Linked DNA regions of Homo sapiens: region 1 is linked to region 2. Evidence: chromatin contacts called from ENCODE Hi-C data. All regions are on one chromosome and are shown on one strand. Each heading gives the region's core, a stretch centred on a gene start or an enhancer-like site at or near the end of the contact. The rest is flanking DNA. Distances are from core to core; before and after follow the strand shown.

Evidence for each region. A loop is a pair of places that touch in the nucleus more often than their neighbours do. Pooled maps may share reads with other maps.
Region 1: a loop to region 2 is called in a pooled map, with 5 times the contacts of the local background. The contact joins two enhancer-like sites. A Hi-C loop is called at or near these places in 2 of 50 pooled maps.

The regions. Positions count from the first base shown.
Region 1 is chr16:84,750,036-84,754,776 of GRCh38, reverse strand. All of the region lies in intron 4 of USP10 (ubiquitin specific peptidase 10), which reads right to left. Among named protein-coding and RNA genes, the nearest start is that of USP10, 52 kb to the right of the region's middle. RefSeq lists an enhancer at 2,486-2,565. Within about 2 kb of position 3,381, at least 4 of the 41 ENCODE cell types and tissues checked have a DNase peak (open chromatin) inside an H3K27ac peak, as active enhancers do.
Region 2 is chr16:83,954,434-83,958,944 of GRCh38, reverse strand. OSGIN1 (oxidative stress induced growth inhibitor 1) reads right to left here. Exons shown (of 6, transcript NM_182981.3): 2 at 1,207-1,305. The coding sequence starts at 1,273. Among named protein-coding and RNA genes, the nearest start is that of OSGIN1, 3.4 kb to the right of the region's middle. RefSeq lists an enhancer at 4,123-4,511. Within about 2 kb of position 2,049, at least 2 of the 41 ENCODE cell types and tissues checked have a DNase peak (open chromatin) inside an H3K27ac peak, as active enhancers do.

The DNA.
Region 1 (4,741 bases), core at 2,132-4,631, 790 kb before region 2:
AAAGGATACATAAATCAACTATAAACCGACTTTTTTCCCAGCATTTATTTGTGAGACAGCATGAACTAGTCAGACAGAAACCTTTAGTTTCTACATCAGCCATTCCCTTAAATCGATACCAGCTTCCAGTTTGCTTATTTTGAGGCGCAGGCAGGTTAAAAAGCAGTTTCAGTTTTTCTTGCACAGTATTAAAATCAAGTCTTCTAGCACCACCCAGTGGTTTGTTCAATAACTGCAAGGAACCTACAAAAGCGAACGAGCACAACCTCTGCAACAGCAGAACATACGTACGGGCCCTTGGGACGTGTACTAGGAAATGTACTCCACCAAGCTTTCCTTCAAGCCTTTGACAGTCTTTGAAAGGCCATTCTGGTACGACGTCGTTAAACGCAGAATAAACCTTTTCAGACTTGGAAAATACAGAAGAGACACGAACAACCTAGATTTTTCTTAATGATTATTCTGTTACTGTAGAAAAATTTTATCTAGTGGCAAGTCTTTCATAAACTAAAATACCGTATCATTCTGTTATTAATCTCTTATAATGATCCTAAATCCTAATCTCAGAGTAAGACCGACAGAAGGCACTCAAGATTCTCCACACTGTCTCCACAGTAGCTGACCTCATCACTGCCTACCTGATATTAGTGCTGTGTGCCTCCTTCTCTGGACAGGAGGCTCCTTAAAGACAAGACTCTCACACTTCAACTGCTCAACAAAGTCCGCACCATCTAAGGTAACAGGACTTGGTGGCCTTTTGTGTCCTCAGCCTGTTACTGCCATCCCTACTAGCTGCATGAGGCCTCCCCTCCTTGCTTTCTCCCCTCAACACCCCTCTGCCAATGATCACTTCTCCCTACAAACAGCTGCCATCTGTTCCTTTCTGATCTTATGCCTTAGACTACCCTGAAGGCAAGGCCAATCATTACTCCAACTAGACAGTGCATGGCATACAGTAAGTTCTCATTAGACAGTAATACAGGATCAATTAAACATCTGGAGATTAAAGTTGTTGGTTACGGCAAATGACTCCACTCATATTTGTTAGAAATGACTCAACAGACTTTAAAGGTCATTTAGCTCCTGGTCCAGAAAGTCTAAATGACAGCTCCTGAGAAGACGCACAGTAAAGGGCAAGGGCCCAGGCACACAAACCAGGAAGACGGGGGTTCGCGCCCTGGCTCTGCCACTTCATTCATTGTGCGGCAGATCACTCCGCACCTGGAACAGGTAAGGAGCTGCACCACGCTCAGCTATAGCAAAGATGAGCACGCATGTAAATACATAAGCAGACCACTCCCGGCATGACGGCCAGCTCAATACAGACATCAGAATCCCCCCTAGAAAATAAAGAGCTAATAGAGGTGGAAGGAGAAGGGAAAAGCAAATGAATTTATGTGAGAGTCTGAGAAAACCAACAACTTTCAGCATCCCAAGAGGAAATGTTAGCCCAACTTCCTTAAAATCTTGACAAGTTTTAAACATCTTGACATATTAAAGATATATTAATAAAGTTCTATTTCAGGCAACACTTTGGGAGGCTATGGCAGGAAGATCACTTGAGTCCAGGAGTTCCAAGATCAGCCTGGGCCACACAGTGAGACTCTGTTGCTATGAAAAATAAAAAATAAAAAATAAAAAAATTAGCTGTACATGGTGGTGCCTGCCTATAGTCCCAACTACTCAGGAAGCTGGGGCAGGAAGACCACCTGCGCCTGAGAGATCAAGGCTGCAGTGAGCTATGATCATGCCACAGCACTCCAGCCTGAATGAATGAGCAAGACCCTGTTTCTTAAGAAAAAAAAAATACGTTTTTAAAAAATAAAGCTCCATTTTAAGAGGAATGATTGTAAGAAATGAAGATTAAATACTTATTGTCAAAGATTTTCTCTTAAGATCCAAACACTCAAGAAACATTTAAGGTCCACTTTTGTAACATCTCACACGTACACTAAGCCTTCCATCCTGACTCATTTCGATAACCATCAACTGGAGGAGACACTAACGCTTTATGAAGTTCGTGAGCTCCTCTTCTTCCTCGCAGTGAAAAAAACAGGGGTGCAAAAGCAGTTCTAATTCCTCCTAAGACCAGACCGAATTATGTTCAAGTGAATGAATCCTATTGTTATCATGCAAAAGTCAGGTCTTACGGACAAGCCAGAACTAATACCACTTCCAAATTTCTAATATCACTCTTCGCTCTATTTAAATTCCTCTTTCAACATCAACATTTTCATTTACAATGTTATTCCTAGCCTAAAGTCCAATACGCATTCCAATTATGGAGGCTAAAAGAATAAAAATGAGGAAGGCGGGCCACCAAGGATAGAGGGCAGGCAACTTCTAGGTTGAAACTTGACCTGCATTCCAAAGTCATTGCCATTGGTGTATCTATTTTACCTTCTTTAAGGGCATATAATAGAAGTTGGCTCTAATAACAAACTTTCCCCAGAAGCCTTCTTTTCAATTCATCATGGTTGGTATAATTTACTACTTAACTGTTCAGACAGCAACTTTAGGAAGATGGCCTCCCCCAGTCCATCTTTGTCACAGGAGTTGGTGGGGCTGCCTAGAACAATGTGTGAGAAAAGGCACAAAATGCCAGAATGACTCATAAAAGACACAAAATTGAAACCTGTAGTTCACTTTTGTAATAACTCACATGAAAAGGCTGAACTGAAATTTCACTCTTATGAAATCTGCTGACATACAGAAAAATGGAGTTGCTTAATAGCCTTTTTTCAAATTTTAAGACATACATGCTAGATGGTAGCTCACAAGGGCTGCCACAAATCAGCCCACTGAAATTGTTTATCAACTCAAAGGCAATACCAGCATCGTAAACTTTTATGTCATCATAAGCTATGATTATTCTTACACATATTTTACACATCAAATTCTGTTTTCCTAAAATTAGGACTTAGGGGTCATATTAACATTGAAAATCCCTGAAAATGCAAGGTACAGAACTCTGATTCTTAGGGCTCAATAACTGGCCCGTAATCGACATTCTGGTGTTGTTGACCTGCTTTTCTGTCATCATTCTAACTGTCCAGAACATTCTCCAAGTGCTTTTCTTTTCCTCATTACCATCAATTTGGAAGAACACACACTATCTTGGTTATCTAACCAGGTGGAGGACAGCAAAGTGACCAAAATGTACCACTACCCATTGACTACAGATCAACTTATGTTTCTGAAGTGGAAAGATGTATAATAAATGTGAGGCTACAAACATCGAATCAGATGTGGACTAAACTCTCAGTCCACAAGGGTGGATCCCGGTAAACAGGTGCCACGCCTTTTTAACTTAGATCACGCCGCATGACCACTGCCTGTGTACTTCAGAGTTTGAAGAGGAAGTGCAAAATATCTGAGAAACCATTTCCCCCAAGGAGCGGGGGGAAATATATGCATGATTTATAAACTGCCAAAATAAAGATCAGTTTTAGGATACACAGCCATGCTTAATGATGGGGATATGTTCTGAGAAATGTGGCATTAGGCAATTTTGTCATTGTGGGATCACATGCCTAGATGGTATAGCCAACTACACACCTGGGCCATATGCTAGAGCCTATTGCTCCTAAGCTACAAACCCGTACAGCATGTTGTGTACTGAATACCGTAGGCAACTGTAACACAACTCACTGGTCACTAGAAATTGTTTAGCTCCATTATAATCTTATGGGACCACTGTCGTACATGCGGTCTGTTGTTGACTGAAACATCATTAAAGCAGCACATAACTGTATGTTCATTTACACTTAAATAAACACGGACAGGGTAATTCATTAGAGAAGACCCAAATTGTAATAACTTTGTTTCTTGATCCAATGCCTTTTAGGTATAAAACCACTGTGAAAAATCATATAAACAGGTTTTGACTAACAATTCATAATAAATGACATTGCTAGATACCTCAACGCAATGTTTTCAGAGCTGTTCAAGAGCTCAGTTTTCCTAGTTCTCTCTCACTGGAATTTTAACTTATCGGGCAGTTGGCCACTCTTCTTACCCAGCATTATTTATATTCTGTTAAAACAAAATATACTGTTGCATAATTTTGAAAGCAAAACATCAAATACAAAATGGCTCTATTTGTGATGTGAAAGCATCTGATACAATTTCGTCTAGTATATGAGGAATGTTCCTTAGTAAAGACCCAGGAAAAGTACAATGTTCAATGAAAGCATACGTTCAATTTCAAACGTCACATGTTCGTCAACTCCAAAGTATCTGTGCTAATGAGGGAAGCAGCAGCAAAGGCACTCCCCACGTGTCTGCCATACTCACTCTTAACAAGGGTGTCGCGTTTTGCAACTACTTTCAAACACAAGCTATTAAGTTTTGGGTTTTTTTTTTTTTTTTTGAGACAGTCTCACTCTGTGGCCCAGGCTGGAGTGCAGTGGCACGATCTGGGCTCACTGAACCTCCACCTCCCCGGTTCAAGCTATTCTCCTGACACAGCCTCCTCAGTAGCTAGGATTACAGCCATGAGCCACCACGTCCATCTAATTTTTTTATTTTTAGTAAAGATGGGATTTCCCTATGTTGGCCAGGCTGGTCTTGAACTCCTGGCCTCAAGGGATCCACCCACCTCAACCTCCGAAAGTGCTGGGATTACAGGCGTGAGCCACTGTGCCGGGCTGTATTAAGTTTCCTTTTGTTGACTCCTACTGATAAATGGCAACCATCTCCTCTCAGACCAGTCACTGAAACACAGATCCCTCTCCAACCC
Region 2 (4,511 bases), core at 800-3,299:
TTAAGTTACTTGCCTGTGGTCACACGGCCGGAAGGTAGACGAGCCGGGATTAAAACCCAGACAGAGGGAATATCTGACGACGCGACTGAGATTCTGAGATTGCTAAGAACTAGGTCAGATGGATGAGTGAATGTAGCACAGATTGCTACGTGGCCTGGGGGCGAACTTGAGTGGTGGGTGCTTGTGGGCGCTCAGGGGTGCTGAGCCGCCTGTTGGGTCTGCTGCTTGCACGTCTGAAGAACTGCGCTGCCATCTGTGGCGCTTCCTGGGCGATTCACCAGGCACAGCCCTGTGATAGCGCTTCTCTTTTTATCTGTCCTTTCCCCTCTTCTTATCTCGTCTGATTCGGAATATTACTCATATGCAGGATACCAGGAAGAACCATATGAAATCACAGGCACCCATCTGCTTTTGCCTTACAGAAATGACCATCTCACGTGGCTTAATCGGACGCCTGCATACTGGGGGGTCATCTGTCCCCATTTGTGCAGACAGAGGACAGGAATCATAAGCCGCTACTGTGTGTCCTCTCATGTGGGCACCTAGCACAGTGCTGGGCACAGGGTAGTCATGGGATCAGTGTGGGCTCAGGACCAGGCCTCCCTGCGCCACGCCGGGTCGCCTCCAGCTGATGGGTGTGTTCTAGACCCCTGGGTTCTCGGAAGTGTGAAAGGGAATGATAGCTTATAAACTGCTAAGCCTAGCACTGGCCACATAGTAAACGCTCAATGGCTTAATTTAAAGACCACTGTAAAGAGGCCAGGCCTGGGCCAGGCATGGTGGTTCACACCTATAATCCCAGCACTTTGGGAGGCTGAGGCAGGCAGATCACTTGAGGTCAGGAGTTCGAGACCAGCCTGGCCGACATGGCGAAACCCCATCTCTACTAAAAATACAAAAGTTAGCTGGGCATGGTGGCATGCACCTGTAATCCCAGCTACTTGGTAGGCTGAAGCAGGAGAATCGCTTGAGCCCGGGAGGGAGAGGTTGCAGTGAACCAAGATTGCACTACTGCACTCCAGCCTGGGCGACAGAGTGAGACTTTGTCTCAAATAAATAAATAAATAAATAAATAAATAAATAAAAAATAAACCCCAAAAACGAAAAAAGACACCAGGCCTGGACTTGCCCAGCTCCTGCCCTCAGACCTGGGGGGTACCCGGAAGGCTCAGCGGAGCCCCTCCCTGGCTGGGGCCTGACACTCACCCACAATGATGACCGGGAGGGGCTCTGAGCTGCTGGCGCCGAGGTGGTCCTTTCTGGAGGAGCTCATGGCTGGTGGGGGGCTTGGGGCTGGCAGCGGACCTGGAGTGGGGGAGAGGGGAAGGAAGAGTCCATTCGGGTGAGGCCTGGGTGTCCACACAGCCACTTCACCTCCCAGCTAGGGTGGCCTCCTGTGGCCCTCAGGGTCTGGTCCGGGGTCCCCATGAGACATATCTGACGGGACTCCCTTCTTGCTCTCACACAGCCTCTGCTCCAAACAGGCTGTTTGCCCCACCCCTCCCCAGTCATGCAGAATGTGCCCTCCCCTCCTCGGGCCTGGTTGCCCCAGGCAGCCACTGTCCCTCCGAGCCTCACTCTACTCTCCCATCTCACTGGGGCAGTAACAGTCCCCGAAACTCATTATCTGTCTTCCCGAGAGGCCATTCCTGCCCAACCCAGGAACCAGCCCTGCCAGACCCTTCTGTGGGCCACAGTCCTCGAGTCCCAGTGTGGCCTGGTGGACTCGTCATCCAGCCCTGGCACGTTGCTTCCTATCCCATTCCCGGGCCTCTCTGGGTCTCAGTTTCCTCATCTGTAAAATGGAAGCAATGAGTCCCTACCTCCTAGGGTGGTTGAGGGACACAGTAGGATCACAGACGGGAAGCACCTGCCTGGAGTGAATCTGCCACAGGGAATGGGCCAGCGCTGTGGCCTGCCCCAGGAGCTGGGATGGACTTGGGGAAATGGAAGCAGTGGCCAGGTTTGGGGACGTGCTGGTGAACCTGCCATCTCTGGGGCAGCCGCGCCCTCTGCTGGCCGCAGGCCCAAATCGCTCAAAGGGACCCAAGTGCTGGTCCTAGAGCTGCCGGTTCCCAGAGGAGCATCAGACCTACCTTCTTCCCCACACCAGCTAGCAGCGGACACCAGCCTCACCCGAGGGCCACATGCTGCCATCCTGAGGACCACAAGGCAACACCCTTGTGGGCACAGGGATGATGAGCATTTGGCACTTACTGTGTACCGGGTATTTGACATGCTTTTTCTCATATCCGCCTCACGCTGACCCTGTGCAGCCCTGGCCATATTAATGTCCCATTTCACAGATGTGTAAACGGGGCTCAGAGAGGTCGCACAAACTTCTCAGTGTCACACAGCTGGCTTTGAAACCCAGGGCTCACTGGTGCCAAGACCCTGCCAGTGCCACCACCCACACCACTCGGCCTGTCCCTCGAGATCCAGGGCCCATCCAGGTGTCACACTCAAGTGGGCGGGCACAGGGCTTGGACCACCCAGAGTGGCCAGGGGTGGGGGCCCAGGGCCACCTGCCTCCAGAATTCTTCCAGAGAAAGTGGGAATCTGGATTTCTATGTGAATGATCTGAGTTGAAGAAGTGGGCAATGAATGAACGCAGAGTTTTGGAAGATGCTTAAAAGGCCAACCAAACACAGCTGAGACCAGTGTGTGGCCTCTGATGTGTGCAGGGTGACAGAAACACCTTCGTCCACCTCCAGGCAGGTCCCGAGGAGAGGGATGAGAAACTGCCACACAGATGGGCCACTGAGAGGACCTATGTGTCGCCCCCACAGTGACAACAACTGACCTTCTCAGAGCACTCTACAGTTTGCAAGGAGGTTGCATCTAAGCAGTAGCGTCCAGCCCGCTCAGCAGCCTTGAGAGGTGAGCCCTGTCACCTCTGTCTTGCAGGTGAGGAGAAGGAGGCTCCGAGGGTGAGGATGTGCCTAGCGGGGAAGGGGTCTGTCAGGGACCCCTGTGTCGGTGCTCTCTGCTCCCTTGAGCATAGCCTTTCTTGCCTCCACTGGCGTGGGGGCCAGGGACAGCCTCCGTGTCCTGTCTAGGCAAGCTCGTGTGCCCAGCACCGAAGACCTCCTCCTCCCTTTCCAGAGAGAAGGAAGGTGACACGCTGCAGTCACCAGGGACCACATGGCCTCTTCATGCTCAGCTCCCTACAAGACCCCAGGCTGCCTGCCTTGAGGGGGAGATTTCAGGGGGACGCTGCCACCAATTATAATAGTAGTAGTAGTTACAAGAACAACAAAGACAGCATGTGGCTGACATTTCCATACTTCTGTGGAGTGGGCTGGGTGCCAGGCATGATCTCAACACTTAATACACGTTAACAAATTGAATCCTTATTTAATCGGGTTGTTGTAAGTACTCTGAGGGCCAGAGCGTTTCTCACCGCCCTTTATAGTTTGCAAGGTGGTTGAACCAGCTCTTGCAGGCTGGGCTGGATCAGAGCCCAGGCCGCCCTGCTCCAGAGCCTTCTCTGTGCCCCAAGTGCTGTGAGAGGTCCTGCTGAGACCCCTCTGCCGGGTGGAACGTGCAGTGTCCGTTCCAGGGTCCCCCACTTCTCTGTCGCAGCGCTAGTGGCAGGCGGGGAGGCAGAGGGACAGCTGAGGACCTGGTGTTCTGGCTGGGAAGGGATCATTTCTCATTGACTCTGGGTGCTGAGTATACCCAGAGGCCTTGGAGAACAGGACTACGGGTCTCAGAGTGCTTTCTCTGGCTTGCTCCTGATACCCTCGAATGGCTCTGGGCCCCTCAGTCCTCATCATGGTCCCCGGGAACAGCAGCCACTGGGGAGCATGGGACCTCCTGGTAAAGGGCTTCCCCGCATCACCTCCTTTGATCCTCCTAGCAACCCACTTTGCAGATGAGGAGACTAAGGCTAGGAGAGGTGAAGCCGTGCCCTGAGGCTACAGAGCCGGTGGGCGATGGAACTGATATTTGATCCCCGTGGGCTGACACCCCCAGGCACCCCAGCCCCTTCACCAAACGAGTGAGCCAACCTGCTCCATCTGCCCCAGTGCGCCCACCCTGGGCCATGCCCTGCCCCTCCTTTGTTCTTTCAGATTTTCCCACCACCCCAAGAAGGGCATTTGCAGGAGCCCCTGCTGGCCAATGAGGAATCAGAACTGGCTGCCCCTTCCCACCCTTTGCAGGCAGCAGAGGACACTGGTTTACCACCAGGGCTTTGGGGCTCCAAGTCCAGGGCTCCCTCCTGGGACTGTCCTCAGGCTCTTGAACAGAAGCTTCTGGATGCCACATACATGAGGTCACCACCCAGGGGCTGGACCTGAGAAGTCACTTCCCGTTCAGAGTGACACAGGACGCCCCAAAGTCCGAAGCAGCTTGACGCTGTCACTCATAACCTCGGACAAATATGCTGCCAACTTACAAAAGAGAGTTCAAAAGTTTCATTTCAATTCCTTTTGTGCTTTTTAGTTTTACGGAGTTGGAAGAATCAATTTTTAATGTTATCTTTTTAAGTCCCTTTAATTGAAGAT